Regions from separate parts of the Homo sapiens genome. Here regions 2 and 3 are each linked to region 1. Evidence: read pairs that join two places in POLR2A ChIA-PET (ENCODE). Cell type or tissue: MCF 10A. All regions are shown on one strand. Links, peaks and the distances in the headings refer to the core of each region. The heading gives the core; the rest is flanking DNA. Region 1 overlaps LOC105369440 (a long non-coding RNA gene). Region 2 overlaps ENDOD1 (endonuclease domain containing 1). Region 3 has its middle 15 kb from the start of SESN3.

Evidence for each region. Peaks named below come from ENCODE experiments on the same cell type or tissue, not always from the same donor. Only the 100,000 strongest peaks of a DNase experiment are listed, where the experiment ranks them.
Region 2: POLR2A ChIA-PET joins it to region 1 with 5 read pairs; 1 of 35 experiments calls an interaction of 5 or more read pairs at or near these places.
Region 3: POLR2A ChIA-PET joins it to region 1 with 5 read pairs; 6 of 35 experiments call an interaction of 5 or more read pairs at or near these places.

Annotation. Positions count from the first base shown.
Region 1 is chr11:95,509,402-95,515,210 of GRCh38, reverse strand. It overlaps LOC105369440 (a long non-coding RNA gene), which reads left to right. Exons shown (of 3, transcript XR_001748336.2): 3 at 96-1,015. Among named protein-coding and RNA genes, the nearest start is that of FAM76B, 280 kb to the left of the region's middle. In MCF 10A, for the core only: no CTCF peak of the experiment used is centred there; a DNase peak (open chromatin) is centred at 2,350.
Region 2 is chr11:95,106,183-95,111,601 of GRCh38, reverse strand. The region is part of intron 1 of ENDOD1 (endonuclease domain containing 1); the gene reads right to left. Among named protein-coding and RNA genes, the nearest start is that of ENDOD1, 19 kb to the right of the region's middle. RefSeq lists an enhancer at 2,287-3,486. In MCF 10A, for the core only: no CTCF peak of the experiment used is centred there; DNase peaks (open chromatin) are centred at 3,241 and 4,011.
Region 3 is chr11:95,243,034-95,248,842 of GRCh38, reverse strand. No RefSeq gene overlaps it. Among named protein-coding and RNA genes, the nearest start is that of SESN3, 15 kb to the right of the region's middle. RefSeq lists an enhancer at 1-213. In MCF 10A, for the core only: no CTCF peak of the experiment used is centred there; a DNase peak (open chromatin) is centred at 3,592.

The DNA of each region.
Region 1 (5,809 bases), core at 445-5,444:
TCTCCTGAGGTTAGCAAATGGTACTCTTTCTTCCTGGCTCCTTTCAACTTTTACACAACACAAACAAATCAAGATCTGTCTTGTTCACTCCACAGATCCTTAAATGAAGATTTTGAAAAGAGTGGGGGAGGAAAGGCAGTGAAGAGGGAAGTCAAGACGGACTTATTCCTGCTTGATTTCAAGATGAAAAGACTGTTCATCCCTGAAAATTCCACGGGGAATCAGAGGGAGGGAGAGAAACAAGTCCTTGTTTGTACAGAACTGTTCACAAATGTTATATCATGGGGTCAGATTCACATACTGGGTAAACCTTGAAGAAAAAATTCCCAAGGGATTCCATAGGATGTGAAGCAGGCCAAAAACTTTGTTACTTGTCTTTTTGTCCCGTGAGACCTACACATCAACAGTTTTAAAACAGAAAAGTAGGATAGTTAGTACCTTTGAAGGGCCACTCCAGATGTCTAGGTCCAACTAAATTTGTCTACAAATTTCTATGGTTATTTATAGCTTCTTTTTTATAGCTTTAGGATCTTCAGTAAGGCTGAGACTTAAGGGAGCTGTTTCAGATCCAGGAGAAATCATAGAAATGTGTACGTGTTCCTACTAGTCTAATCCTATCCCCAAGGCCAAATAGGGTGGTGCAGTATGTGTGGCTTATTTTTCATAGCTCCAGGAAGGACAAGTGAAGATTCAGGATGAAACAGAACTAAGTCTGGCTAGGCTAGTGACAAACACTTAAATTACCTAAGTCATAGATTAACCAGTAAAAAATGATTTCTGCTCCCAGCTCATACCTACTGGGACCAGATGATAATGATGGTGATGACGATAATAATGATGATGATGTCAATATTTTTTGAGTATTTGCTATGTACCAAAAGTCTTTTGCACTACTCAAAAGACCTGACATACATTGTTTTATTAAATTCTCACAATAATCCTATATGGTAGCCTTTGCTATTCCTGTTGTAAAGATGAAGAAACAGAGGTTCAGTAAATTCAATTAACTTGTTCAAGGTGGTACAGCTAGTAGATAAGCCTGGAATGTGAATCCAAAAGGGTCTGACTTGACCATTGTCCTACAGTGCCTCTCTATTAGTAACTCAAATCAGACATCCTAGTTGAAGTGTAAAGTAAGGCTGGGGATAGAACTCTCAATAAAATGGTGACTTTACTGAGGGTGACTCTCAATAAAATGATGCATTACATAAGGGAATAGCCAGCATTTCTCCATTTCATGAAAGTTCCTTCTCACAGTGGAGCAAGGATTCTCTTCTCTCTTCCATCTTTTGCCTGTCATCAAAACTGGCTGTCAAGTAAGAATTTAATATACTCATTCAAAGTAGGCAAACTGTAATAAAAATGGTGAACTGGCTCATGACAAGATTTGGAATCTCCACAGGGAGCAAAATCTTGAGTCCAACAAATTAATCCACAGCAGCAGATTTTCAGATTTGCAGAGTTAAGTGAGTAAAAGAGACATGTTTTCAACTTGGAATATGGGGAGTAAGTGGGGATGTGGCTTTTTTCCTTCTCGAATCAACTCAGTAGGTGAACTCTTCATGCAACTGAAAAGTGCATTGTGAGTTGAAAACCTCTAAAATATATCAGTATACCCATTCTGAGCTTCCTGCAGACTGACTTAAAAAATTGCTCAACTTCTTTGCTAAGAATGCAAAGAATAATTTGGATATGCCTGAGTACTGTCCTGCCCCACAACCTCTTCAAAACAGCCTTTGAAATCTATTAGCATCAAAAAATGCCCTTCGGGGTACTAGGCCTGTTTATCTTGAAAAGTTCCTCTCAGACATCCTGGCAGGGGATGGGAAAATGGTTCAGCCACTCACAGTTCTTATGCCCTTCGAATTCTAGTATTTGTATTTGTCTGAGTCGATTCTCTTCTGGATGTCTTCCCTAACTAGGCTTAAAGACCCTTTCTCACAAACCTGCTATCTTTTTTTTTTTCCTTCTTCTAGTTTTTATAATGATTTGTTTGGTTTTAGGTCATCAGCCAGAGAAGGGATAAATGCCCTGTAAATTAAATATGCAGAGAAAGCTTTCTTTCCTCATCTCCTCAATGTCAAGAAAAATCTTCAATCTTAAAAAAAAAAGAAAGAAAGAAAAGAAAAGAGTTGCTATTTCTGTGGGATCAAAGAAAAATAATTATGATTTCGTAATGCCTTAAACAAAACTTTGGGTCCTATGTATTTGTTCAGAAATTAAAACTCAAAGATCATTGATTGCACAATGCCACTGTTTTGTAAATAGCTTTAATCCACTTTACAATTCTCCCAGTTCTAAATTTGTGCTCCTATCTTCCAAGGCCCATCATTTTCATGAGTCACCAGTCGTGAGCAGTGCAAGTTTTTCTGAGATCCAGCCAAACAACGCCTGGGCTCCTCAGTGTTTACACAGACAGCCCTGGCTAGTCTAGTAATCATTGTCTTGTTTCCTTATAGGAAAAGCTAGAAACGTACAGGGTAAACAGGGCAGCAACTAATATATACTGAGAATCTACTATGTGCTAAGCACACTGCTGTGCACTTTAAAATTCAATCTTTGTCACAGTCCTACCTGGTAAATATTATTTCTCACTTTTTTCACATGAAGAAACCAAGATTTAGAGAGATGAGGTAATTCACCTAAAGAAACAAAAGCTAAGGGTAAGGTTGAGGTCACTATTCCTATGCTTCGCTCATCCTAACCCATCACACTGCTTCCCTACACTGCGGAGCCTCAGCCAAAGATGGCTTTGGGAATAAATGAATCATTTGAAAGGTCTCTGCCTGGCCATGATCCTCATATTTCTGCAAGACCTAACCAGCTAATGATGCCCAGAGCATGTGTCAACTAAGCCCTGGCTCGGGATAACGTTTCTGGGCTTAGTTACAGTATGGAGTTCATTCTTGATTCATGAGCTGATGCTAAGCACTGTGTCCTCCAGGCTGGAGTTACCTCTGGAACCACAAGATCATTGCTCCTTCTTTCATCACTTGGACTCAGTGGTTACTAACTCCTTCTAAATGAAGCAATTAATTGAAGTCTATTAAAAGAAATTTCTAAAACCAGTGATTTCAAAATCCATTTACTGCACAAAATTTGGAGAGAGCATTTCCTTCCATTGCCTAACTGGAGCTCAAGTGGTAGAGACAAAATAATAGTAATATTAATAATAATCATAAAGAAGAAGAAAGAAATTACAATAACCAAAACCCATTGAGTGAGCTATTTTCTTTAGTCTACAACTTACAATAACCAAAAAGGAATCAGCAGCCCCAACATTCAAATCCCTAGAAGAGCGCCCTGTAAGAATCTATACAAAGCGCATGTGAGATCTTCAGCTGCTACTAGGAGTGGGGGTGAGATGATATAAAATGCTTCAATTTAAAAGACAATCGAGTTATTTCAGCCAGCACTCATACTTCGCAGGTGACAAGGGAGAGGAGCAAGAACTGATAACAGTTTAGTTCTTTCTGTGATCTAGGTATTATGCTGGGCAAGTTCATACATTTATGTTATCGTTAAATTCTCATAAAAATCATCAAAGGCAGCTATTATGATCTGCATTTTAGAGGACATGGATGATCACGAAATTTTTTTTTAAGTAACCTATTCCAGGATGAGTCCAATCACTTCAAGCTTTGTTGATATCATACATTTCTGAGTAAAAGAACCTTCCAGTCATTAACCTCATCTAGGTGTACAAGAGAAATAACTGGAGATCTATGTGATTCACATTCTGGATTGCTGAATATTCCTATGTGTCTATTGCCTCTTTTTTTCAGAGACCCTATTAAAAGGATATATTTTCAAAAAGCAAAACAGCCTCACACAACAAAATGAATAGGAGAGCGCCATGGGGGATTTTAATAAATGTGTAGAATTCAGAAGGTGGAAGGAATAATGTCAAGTGATGAAGGAGAGGGGAGAAAGACACCACCTTGAAAAGTGGGAACTTCAAGCTTGAATGTGAGCAGGTTACTGCAGCACAGGAAGTAGCTGACCTGCCTGGTAAAATCAAGAAGGGCTCTGGATTCAAAAAGGAGGTGGGAGAAAGGTAAGCTGAAGTCAAAGATGTATATATAGAAAGAGTTGGCCCTAGCCACACCTTTCTCTCACCTCTACATGCTATATAAATCCAGGTCCTTGCCCATAAGCAAAATAACTGGAGAGTTCTCTAATGGAATAGAATATACTGCTTGGGGAAGAACTAGGGTAGCCAATGTGGGTGTTAGTGACCCAGCATAAGGCCCTCCTCATTCATTCCCTGGGGCTCCCCATCATCAAGACAGGTCCTATAGCACTCAGCTTGGAGAAAACCTACCAGTGGACACACCTACAGGCATACACAGAGCTCCTGGGCAGTATGCTTATTGCTCATTTTGATGTCTGGAGAGACAACCAAAAATCACCAGACACTTGAGGAAAACCTACAATAAGAAAGAGAAATGCCAAGATAAGCACACCAGCTATTCCCTAGAGGAAAAAGAGAACTTGGGGAATAGAAGAGAACTTACAGAACATAATTAATTTAGTGTACTCAGAAGTACTGAAGAATCTGTGGCATGGATAAAACAAGAAGAGAATGTTTTATTTTTTAAAAAGTATAATTGAAGAACAAAAAGGATTGTTTTAGAAATTAAAAATACCCTGACAACATTGAATATTCAGAGTAGATGGAGTACAAAGCTGAGTTGAGGAAAGCTTCTAGAAAATAGAACAACGGGGAGTTAGGAAGAAAATATAAACAAAAAAATAAGAGGCATTAAAGATCAATCCTAGGAGATCTGACATGTTATTAACTACAATTTTAGAGATAACAGAGGGTGGGAAATGATCAAAAACAAAATAAAAAAGAATTTCCTGAAGATGATGGGAGGGTATCTTTAAATATAAAGAGGTTGCACAGTGCCCAGCATGATAAACAAAGTATTATTCACACAGTATTTTACAATTTCAGAACACCAAAGATTAAGAGAATAACTTACACCTTGTCAGAGACAGAGAGATGGAGGAAAACAGGAGCTAAGTCCTCATAGATCATAATGTGAAGCTATTAGCTAAAACTCGAAAGTCTACAACAATTGCGACAACAACATAAGCATATTATTTAGGATAACCAACAGAGGACCTAAAAACAGGGACCATTAAAAATTAGTTGTCTCTGAGGAGCAGGACTTAGGGACGTGAGTGGGCCGTATGGTGGGATTGTGAATTTTTATCGTCAGTGTGCAAGCATTACTTCGGATAAATATCTATGTCTATATCATCTATAGCTATATCCACACATATAAAATAAATAAAAAATATGTACATCAATACATATTAGAGTCAATACATAATATAACCTATATATTACATGAAATACCATATGTAGTTATTATATATATTACATATTATCTGTGTATGTGTCTTTAAAAGTAGTATTTGCAGGTTGTATGTTTATTACCCACTGAGAATAAACCCATCAAGCAATGTCTCTTACGTCAAACACTTAAACAAGGTTTAGTCTTGCCAATACCTATTGCACTACACACATAATTATTGATGAATTTAATACAGAGTTATAAAATTATATCCTAAAAAGGTCTTCCAGTGGGTGAGAAAATAAGCCTCCTACCAATACAACTTTCAAATAGTCAGTGGCTCCTAGCAGTTTAGGAGGCTGAGGCAGGTTAATTGCTTGAGCTCAGGAGTTCAGGACTAGCCTGGGCAACACTGTGAAACCCCATCTCTACTAATATACAAAAAATTAGCCGGGTGTGGCGGTGTGCACCTGTAGTCCCAGCTACTCAGGAGGTTGAGGCAC
Region 2 (5,419 bases), core at 420-5,419, 400 kb after region 1:
TGAGGGATCTAGGTTGTGTGCTCGTTATGAGAATCTAATGCCTGATGATCTGTCACTGTCTCCCATCACCCCCAGATGGGACCATCTAGTTGCAGGAAAACAAGCTCAGAGATTCCACTGATTCTACATTATGGTGAGTTGTATAATTATTTCATTATAGATTACAAAGTAACAATGATAGAAATCAAGTGCACAATAAAAGTAATGCTCTTGAATCATCCCGAAACCATCCCCCTGCTCCCCGGTCCATGGAAAAATTCTCTTCCATGAAACCTGTCCCTGGTGCCTAAAAGGTTGGGGACTTCTACTCTAGAGCATCCCAAGGGGAATGCTCAGAAGGCAATGGGTTGGAGGAGCAGGAAGGCACTGAACGGACTCCCATCCCTGAGGACTTCTGGGCTGCAAAATCTATGCAAATGTCAGGGGCCAGAGTCACCAGTGCAGATTTGCCATAGGGAGTTTGTCACTGAGGAGGGAGGAGGAGCTGTTTGTGGGAAGTGGCCTTCAGGGACATAAGCATGAAGATTTGGAGCCTGCCAGTACCAACACTGCTCGCTGGCCTCCTCCACTCCTTTTCTGTCCTTCTTTGGCCCAAGCACTCTTTTCTCAACTTCTCTAGAGCTAGAATCATGTCATCTTCACAAGCCGTTTCTCTGAAATAGCTCAGAGACATGACAGGGACAAGGGAGTTCCTTTAACTCCCTTCCCAGCATCAACCTTGTGCAAGTGTTTTGATGTGACAGAGGATCCCACAGGGCCAGAAGACTAAGAAAGAGATCAGGTGTCCCAGCTGAGACCAGTCAGGGGACTACACCATGGGACAATGGAGTGAGAGTAGCCCTGAGAGCAGAAAGGAAGTGACAGAATGTCTTAGAATGTACAGGAGGATAAGGAGTCTCTGCAGAGGGCTAGAATGACTGACTGGGAAGAATGGAAAAGGGGAGAGAGGCTTGTAATGTGTTACTAATGTTGGTCATTGGCTTTAAAAAGCACACACACACACACACACACACACACATACATACACGGACTTGAAAGTCAGCAAAAAAGAGTTGTCAGAGAGAAGGGAACCCAGTGTACCAGGGAGGGGGATCCTGTGCATTTGCCTCTGGTATTTTTTACAGACTGTAGGCTCCTCAAAAGTTGGGATCATCTCTTGTACTCCTTGTCTGCCTAAGTCATAATAGAGACTCTGTATATGGTAGGTTCTTGGTAGGTATCTGCTAATCAGTACACTGGTGACCATGATGGGATCAATGGAAGAAGAAGATGGGCAGAGCAAGGGGATGATATTGGGATCCCATGGAGAAGAGTCAGCGTCTTCTGAGAACCTCTTCTGAGAATGCAGGGGAGGATGAAAGGAGGGCAGATGAGGGCTGGTGTTGGCAATTACTCAGGGAAGTGGTGATCTGCTTCTCTGCCATGGTGGCCAGGGGCCAAGAGCATAGGGAAAATTCGGAATGTCTTTAGCCTCCGAAGGCCACCATGCCAGGGAATTTACAGAAGAGGGAAAAAGACCACTGAAAAGAAAGGCCCCATGGATGTCAGCCAGGACAAGTGGGGCAGGGCAGCTCTGCTGAGGCCAAGGTTTGAGTTTTTGTACTTACACCCCCAGCAATGATCTGCAGTCCAGAGACAAGAACAGAAAAAGAACTGGCCTAGGTGTGGTGGATATGAACCCTGGCAGCCTTGTCCCTGCAAACAGATTGAAGTACCTGACCTCCAAATCCAGGTGGGCATGGGCCCAAGGTTGCAGGTGCTAATGGCACCGCTGATGTGAAGAGACTGAGCAGTGCAGGTGCAGGTAAAGAGCAAGACAGGCTCAGTGGTGATGGGGAGGAGAAGGGTGGATTCTCGAAGGAGCAGCATGGCAGCAGGTAGCAGGCCAGGTGTGGCCCTGCTGCTGATGGGCAACTGGTGTGAGTGGAGACAGCGCCTCAGAGTGTGGGACACAAGTGGGCAGCCGAGTTTGGCAGGCTGACCTCCAAAGACAAAGCAGAGGAGTCTGCCACTGCACTGAGACGGTATGTTTATCCATCAGTCTGAACCACTGAATTGAAGGGCCAGGGCCAGTGCCCAATTATCTCTGTGTTCCCAGACCTAGCATGATGGTCCTGCACACCAGGGAGTGACTGGCATTTGTTGAAAGAATGATCTCATTTGAGCTCCACAACAATCTTCTGATGCACATAAGATTTCCTCCAATTTGCAGATGAGTCTCCAGAGAGAACTGGCTCTCCTCTAATTCTGCTCCTTGATCTGCTGCAAGGAAAAGGTGGTCCTGACAACAGACCATCAAAGTGGTTATTAAACTCTCAATGACTCTGACTCATGGAGGGTGGAGTTTCCTTCCCCTGGAGAATTTTAAGCTGAGGCTAGATAAGCACATGTAGGGGATGATTCCGACAAGATCCTGTGGTCAGGAGATGACCTAGGGAGCTATCCAACTCCGTGGGGACAAAGACGCTATTTCCTTAGGGGTTTGTTTTATTTTTCAACAAGAGTTAAAATAATAGAATGAGCTGAACAGTGGGTGTTCCCATTTTATTTCTGCTGTGTGAACTACAATATAGGCACACACCCACACACACTGGGATGTAAAAGGAATGCCAACACCCCTGCTGCCATCATCAGGTGGGTCAAAGAGCCCCTCCTTAGAAAAGATCGTGGGTGCAGCTGATAATGAGAACATCAGATAATCTTATCAGAGCTGCCTACAGGGGCCTAAAGGTCCTCTGCACAGTCACACACAGTAGGATGAACTCAATCTGAGGCTCGGGTGAGTCCTAGGAGAACCTACTTACCATGGGAAATACCCAGCGAGGGAAGGAGCTGCTGCCTTTCAACAATGGAGGGGGAGGATGGTGGGGCCACAGCAGATTAAGGACATTTGAGGAGGAATAAAGCATGAGGCCTTTTCAGCTCTCAGGAAAGAAAGTGCCAACCCACCCATTTCAGGAAAAAAAAATCTTCCGTGCTTGGCATCTAAAATACTCTTTATCCTCTTGGGAATAGAAACCGCTTTAGAAGAATTAGGGGAATGCTCATTTTTCTTTTTTCTTTTTTTGGGTGTCTGTGTGTGTGTGTGTGTGTGTGTGTGTGTGTGTTTAGAAAAGAGAAATGCAGAGCTTTTCATTTCCTGAAAGGCCTTTTAGCAGAGCATGTCCTTGTCCTCTCCGCCTTCCTCCAGTGAATCACCCTTCCTCTGGGCTCCCAGCACCACTCACACACCTTCCTGGCTGTGGGAAGAAGGACGCATTTCCAGCTCTGGCCTGTGCTGTGCACACCCGTAGGTGTTGGCAAACTGTGGGAAAACAAAGACAAATGGCTAAAGAGCTCTCTCCCGAGTCAGAAGACGGTGGAACGGAAGATAAAACGTTCGAAAGGGTGGGTGTTCTACTTGCATTTCAGACTTCCCTTTTTCTTGATTAGTTGAAAAAATAAAAATAAAAGGAGGAATTCTTTAAATTCACCAACTCCAAACTGGCAATAAATGCAGGCAAGAAAGCCCTGTGTGAAGGCCAATGGGTGGCCTGGGGGCAAACAGACTCTCCCGGGGACACCTCTGGCTGCTCATCACACACAGCGAGGAGTTTCAAGCTCCTCCAGGGAGCCTAAGAAAATGTGCGGACTCCGGCCGGGCGCGGTGGCTCACGCCTGTAATCCCAGAACTTTGTGAAGCCAAGGCGGGCGGATCACGAGGTCAGGAGATCGAGATCATCCTGGCTAACACGGTCTCTACTAAACCCCGTCTCTATGAAAAATACAAAAAAATTAGCCGGGCGGAGTGGCGCGCGCCTGTAATCCCAGCTACTCGGGTGGCTGAGGCAGGAGAATCGCTTGAACCCGGGAGGCAGAAGTTGCAGTGAGCCGAGATCGCGCCACTGCACTCCAGCCTGGGTGACAGAGCAAGACTCCGTCTCAAACAAACAAAAAAAAGTGTGCGGACTCCTTTAAGACCTTTCCAGACTGCAGTACCTTCTCAGGTTACATCAGCCCTGGTCTTCTTTGGTTTCCTTCCACGTTACTCACAGAAGCCTGTTTTCCACTCTGCTATCCTTTCCAGAGCAATTATTCTTAGCATTGACTGTGTGGTACAGAATTCAGAGGAGTCCCTTACATTGAGAAGGCTCCATTTCTAATTTTTTCCACCTTCTGAGTTCAGACAAGATCAAAGGTTCTTAGGCCTGGCTGCACATCAGAATCACCTGGGAGCTTTAAAAATATCCTCAGGCCTCACCCAGACCTTTTTTTTTTTTTTTCTTTTTGAGACTGAGTCTCGCTCTCTCGCCCAGGCTGGAGGGTAGTGTCCCGATCTCTGCTCACTGCAAGCTCCGCCTCCTAGGTTCACGCCATTCTCCTGCCTCAGCCTCCCGAGTAGCTGGGACTACAACCCAGACTTCTTAAACCAGTAAAAAAAAAGTTCCCCTCCACCCAACCCCAGCATCAGGGTGTTTTTAAATTTCCCCAGGTGATTCTAATACGATTGTAATAGGAACCATGGGGCTAGATCTCCATCAGGTTCTCATTGATCACTCTCTGAAGGAATTAAGCCCCTACCTTGACAGCCACTGCAGGAAATTAGTGATGTCTCCTTAAATCAATAGTTCTCAAATTCAACTGAATTAAGGAGACATCACTAATTTCCTGCAGTGGCTGTCAAAAATGCAGACTCCTGTTCTTCACCACAGAGATACATTCTATTCAGTATGTCTGGGGTGGGACCTCCATATGCATTTTCACCACCATCCCAGGTGATGCTGACGGGGGAAAGGGGGGGGTGTCTATGAACCTCACGCTGAAAAACAAATGTTTAAATCATTTTGGGGAGTGCCCTGGCTAAGCTTAATTTATTCCCGTGATATTGAGAGAGGAATTATCCACAAATCGCAAGAGCTGTCATAATGCCAAGGTAGAGAACAAAATACTGTGGGTCCTTTGGATCCTCCACCTATTAGATCAGCTAATATTCTGATCATGTAACATGTGTAAGCAAGGACTTCCTTCCTCAGTCCTAGGTGGAGTGAGAAGTCTACTTTTGCTATGCATATTCCTTTGAACATTTCACTACTCTAACACCTTCAATAACATCCTATTACTTCCTGATTAAATGACAAACTGGCATATTCATAGGCCTCCCCGCCAAATTTCTCCAACTTCTTCTCTCAAACCTTCCTTTATATTCAACCAGAATAGGTCAATCCCCCCACTCATCCATGTCAGTTACATGGCTGTAATGTAAATGCGCCCCACTTCTCTCTACAACTGCCCCTGTCACTACCAGCTGGGGATGCTTTCACCATTCCTCTATGCTACCTAAATCCTATCTGGGTGCCAAGCCTCAGCTCTGACCTCACAGCTCCTGTGCTGGGTGTCCATCCTTTGTCTTCCAGATCCATCTCCCCTCTTCTCTGCCCTA
Region 3 (5,809 bases), core at 518-5,517, 270 kb after region 1:
CACATACCAATGCTAGACCCACTGCATGTTGGGGGAGGAGACTCCTAGAACAAGGACAGGGCTGAATGCAAAGGAGGGGGCAATTTCGCAGACCCAAGCTGGCCAAGAGTTACCCAAAGGATGACAAAAGTAGCAATTACTCACTGCAGCCTGAACACTAATTCCTATCCTGAAACTTACAACAATATTCAATATTACATTTACACATGATACATGATATAAATTCAGTTTACAACCACTGGTTATTAAAAACTCTTGAGTAATGCAATTTATATTTTATTAACCTGATAAGAATTCACTATTCTTGTAACATAGATCAGACGACTTTTCTGCATGGACTTTCTTTATTTATTTTCTTATAAAAGATTATTGTATTGACGATATAATGATGAGAAAAAGCGTCCTCATGAAGCATAAAATCTCGTGGAGAAGGCAGCCAAGCCAAAAAAAAAAAAAATTGCTGTATCAAGATGTAATATGATAAAGTGAAACAGTTTAATCAAGCTCCTTCATGACTAAATATCAGTTTTCTGTGTTAACTTGATGAAGATGGCAGAAAGGTTATTTTTGCTAAAGTAATTTAAGTTTTTCCCTGGCATGTTTGAAGAAAAGGCATCTACTTGCTTGGAGTATCCAGTTTCAAACTCAGCAAAGGCACTACTGTAACACAGCAGAACTGAAACTGGCACCTTTGGAGGCACGGAAAACATAACAGATTAGTTCAGGTCAAACAAGTGGCTTCTATCAGTGGTTGGGTTGTAAAGAATAAAAAGGGGGAAAAGTGAGGAGATTAGCAATGTCTCGAATCCCATAACCCTCAATCCCTTATGTCATCCATAGTTCTGACGTGGGTCTTGAGTTTCACTTATTTTTCTCAGATTGATGCTTTCAGCTTTTCTAACAGGCTGTATGACCTCTCAGGTGTCACCTTTGCTGTGGATGTTCTTTTTTCCATCTGCAGTGACATGGCATATGACTCAACCTTCAGAATTTGAAGTTAATGAAAAGGTTTGGATGATCCCAACTTTTCTCTTGGGCAGATAATAGCAAAGTTTTATCTTACTTGCCTCTCCAGCTTCCATCGTATATTTCAGGTTATTTTGCTTCTGAATAATGGCAGTGGTAGCTGAATTAGAAGTTCACTGGAATTCTGATCTCAGCTTTTCACTTGTTTTTAAAAATGCTTCCTGTTGCTTGTTAAATCTTAGTTGCTATTGTTAAGTAGCACACTGTATTTACAGTGAGTTAAGGAACATCAAGAAAACTGCTCTGGATTACTTTGTCAACCCTTTCACAGAAAGCACAGATATACTACCCTCAGGTGACCTAGGAGACAATGGGTTCCACTGTCATTGCTGGCCCACATTGTGTACCCAGATGGACTGACATTTTAATTTCTGCCTCTTTTGTGCCTTCCATTATCCTGGGGACCAAGGTATAAACGTGTCTGGAATCACAATTTGTGGAAGGTTAGTAAAATTTTGAAACAGGGCCAGGACCATTCAGTGCTTGAGATGGATGTTTTGGAGTCTCTCCAAATGTATGGGTTGTCCATTTGTGCCATGTGTCCAGACTGGAGTCTAGAATAGACAGTTAAGACAAAATTATGCTTACTGCAGGCTAGTTTTACAATGGAAAAAAACTGAAGGGAGCAGTCTGGAGAGGGTTGCCTCTGTGCTTTAGAAGGCTTGTTCCATAGAGGAATGCTGCTTGAATGTAATAAGACTTTAGGATCCTTAGGAGGCCATTACTATATAAAGGATGATTTAAATGGAAAATGATGGCTAAGACTGAAAAGGCTCTGGTTGTTGGCAAATGTTCTGTCTACTCAAAAGGAAGATAATTCTATGTAATAAAAAGGCAGGGCGTTTTTATTCAGCCTGAGTTGGTATCCCAGCACCACCATGTATCAGCTGTATGAATTTGAGAACGTTAACTTGCTTCTCAGAAAAGCAGTGGTATTATGAAGTTAGGGTTAAGTGAGTTAATATGTATAAATGTTTAGCATGATGCCTGACACATTGAAAGTGTTCTGCCAAATCCTATGAAGAGACAACCTAAAATATAATACTCTAGTGGTTTATAAGGTTTTTGGGGTTCACTTTGGGAATTTGATGAAAACTGTAGATTCTTCCTCCTCAGGAAAATATATATATATATACACATTTTTTGCACAGTTTTAGGAAATTCAAAGATCCAAAGCAGTACAGTGATAGGTTTTAGGTTAAGATCCTTTGTTCTAGGCCAAGACCCATTCTCAAAAGAAAGAATAAGGTCCTCAGTTTAATTTATATTTTATATATTTTTGATCATTTGTAATCATAATCTCCTTTTTAAATTTGGAAGGGATCTTATCTAGTCTAAATTCCATATTTTATTTATTTTATTTTATTTAGCGGTAATGGTACTAAGGTCCTGAGAAAATACTTGGTATTTCAATTAAGCTGAGAACTCTTTATCAATTTTGCATTTCTATAATCAAAATTAAGTGCATTTTCTTTATCCACTACCCTTCATATTTGAGATCTTCCTTAAATTTTACTTATTTCTACTTTGTTCCTAATCCTGTTCTCTAAGATACATTTACAGCCCTCAGAAATTCATGTTTATTCCAAGGTCCATGATGGATACAACAATCTTTTCATTTCTGTGTATTTAAATTAGCACATTAAACTCTGCCCTGCCATATCCAGTTGATATTGTGGTATTTAATGGAAAAGAACCTTGTGCTGTGCTAGAGTAATAACTTCATCAGGTAGGAATTTAAATTAACAAAGACTTATTGAACACCTACAATGGGAGAAGCTTCATTCTATGTCACCTGGAATACATAAATGAACAGAATCCAGACACAGTGTGTGCCCTCATGGAGCTTAGAGTCTAGCAATGAAAATGGTCTTTCTTTCAGAAGAACATTCTGAGGTTAGAATTCAGTTCATGGATGGGGCCAGAGATGAGCTGCAAATTTTCAGCCATGTGAATGCCACCAATGTCTCCATTACCACTCCACAAGGACACTTGCTTTCATTTGCTTAAACAATCCCTGATTCATCATGGGCAGCGCAAAACACAGAATGACCAAAGTATGTCTAGGCAAAATCCCATAACTTCCCCCTGGCAGGAGCATGAACTACAGGTAGCAAATAGGACATATTTAGGTAAGTCATCTCTAGGCTTTTCACTGCAAAAAATATTTTTAAGCTCTTCTACTTTGCTACCAGGATAATTTGGGTGACTTTTGAGGAGAATTTTAACAATAGAGGAAAGGTTCTAGGGTTTAGCAGTTTGCTATAGTTAGAAGGTCGCAGGAAGTAGGGCAGATGATGTGAAAAGAAGCAGATTAATAAAAGGGATGGGAGACTGGGACATGAAAAATTGGAAGTATATCAGATATACGTGACAGGGCCAAAAGCAAGAGACATGAAAAGGCCTTGAAATCATGTAACATTGTTGAAACTGGTTATTCCTCAGAGCCCGTGGATCCCAGTGACATGTTAGCTCTTCTGACTTTGCATCACCAGTGGTGATTCATAGGCTCTAAGGAATTCACCTAATCTCACTCCTGAATGGGGTTAAATGATGTTGCTGGAGCCCTGAAGACAAAAGGCAAAAAGAACAAAAAGCTGAGCTGGCTGAGAGCTGGTAGGGTGTGGCTCCAGCCTCTACTCACCCTGAGTTGTTGCCTCATCTAGGGGAACGGACTGCTGGTCTTCATTTCAAAGCTACTATGGGAAGCACCAGGGCTATGGAAACTATGATACCAACACATAAAGGCATCTACCTTCTCTTTACTTTTTCCACGCAGAAAAATATTACCCTATTTGGTTACCCTCCATATCTAGAAACTTATTCTTGTTTGGCTAAATATACCCTCTGGTTCTTTGAAAAAGGGGAGAAATTCTTCCCAATGTTCTTAGGAGGAATGAACTCAGACTTTGCTTCAGCCCTTCTTACCTGTGATGCCACTGCACAATGAGCTAAGCACTATAGGTGAAAGACGGAAATTAGATTTATGATATCTGAGGAAGGTGAAATCAACCTAAATGAGTTGCATCATTAGCTCAAGGGAACAAAATCATTTACTTATGACCTGGTAAAGCAGGGACCTTTTCATGAGCATTCATAATCCATAGGCCGCAATATTTTTTAGCAGAGGAATTGCTTATCTCTTCTCCCGGTGACTGCTTTGATAGACAACATTATAAATATCCTATAGTATGGGTCTTTGGTTTTGTAAACAACCAGAAATAAATAAGGCATTTTGCCTGATGACTAAACCAGAATTACAAAGAAAGAGGCTTCTACAGACAGAAGGCAATCATAAAAGGCAAAGAAGACCTTTTAGAAGAACTGCGGTGCTTGGTACACACTTAAATACTTTTACCCATCTACCACCAAGGGGACCCTCTCAGCCCAGCCCCACATTTATAAAAACCAGACCTATTTATGTTTGGGTTCTTCCTTGAGTCATACAGAATATATTGGACATATTATCTTCTATATTTTGTTCATATCACAACAGGTAGTTGCTTCCTGCAGAGTGAAAGTAGGAATCATTACCTATGGCTAGTAGACAAAGCTCTAGAAGTATTCCAAAGCACTCGATCTCAGAGTTCCAGCTCTTAAATGGGAACAATATTTCCTTTTCATTAACTGGCAAACTGTAATTTTTCAGTTAAAAACTTAAAGAATGATCTTTAGCTTAGAAAAAAGAGAATTTGTTGGGAGCAGGACACATAAGGGTATATATACGTGTGTGTGTTTTTGTGTGTATACACATACACTCATCTTCATACACATGTAAAGCCAAATTTTAGAAATCATCTTTCTTCATCTAGAGAGAGGTTAGAATGAAGAATACATTCGTGTCATTTAATTTCTCCATGACCTTAGCTTCTTCATTATTCAACAGTATCACTGACACTGAGTTCTCTCAGAATCTGACTGGATAGACTAGCTAACAGAAGACAAAAATGTACTTTGCAAACACAAGTGCAATAAAGATGTTTAATGATAAACCCTGAGTGTTATCAAGCACTTGAGGCCCTTTTAAATCAAAACAAACTGTCTTGGTAAATGGTACTAGGGAACCCAAAACATTAAAATTCAAGTAAATTTCGATTGCTGTTTAAAAATACATTTTTGTATGAAATCTTTTAAAAATAACACAAATAGCTAACATTTACTGAGTACTAATGATAGGGGAGACACTGTTCTCAGTGCTTTACATATGTCTTTTAATTTAATCCTCACAAAAAAACCCTATGAAGTAATGAAAAATGAAGTTTGAGGAGTTTTTGAACAGTGACTAGATTATACAATATTGAGGTTAAAAAAAATGGAAAATTTTCAATTTCACCCTTATAGAAGTCTTAGGCAATACATTTTAGGTCACAGCTAAAGTTACACTTGCATAATGAGAATGTTTCCATTTGCTTCCATTCCTGGACACTCTAGTTCCCCATAGACATGTGGAATGTCTAGATGTTCATGTCTTCACTGAGAAATAGAAAATGCAAAGTGACAGGTCTGGTATATACAGAAATAACAGTAGTGCTATCTCATCAAGAGCAAGGCCAGCACAACCACAACCCATCTAGTACTGCCCAGGGAGGCCATTTTATTTTCTTCACCATACCTGAAAAGTGGCAGAGCGAAGTACCTCGTTTATTTTCCAAATGTTTAATGAAACCTAAGAACTATTTCACATGTCAGATAGAAAATGAGTTCAAGGGTTGCTGAGCTCAGCATGAGTCCAGGATAAACTAGGGGAGGAGAGAGCGAGAGAGAGAGAGAGAGAGAGAGAGAC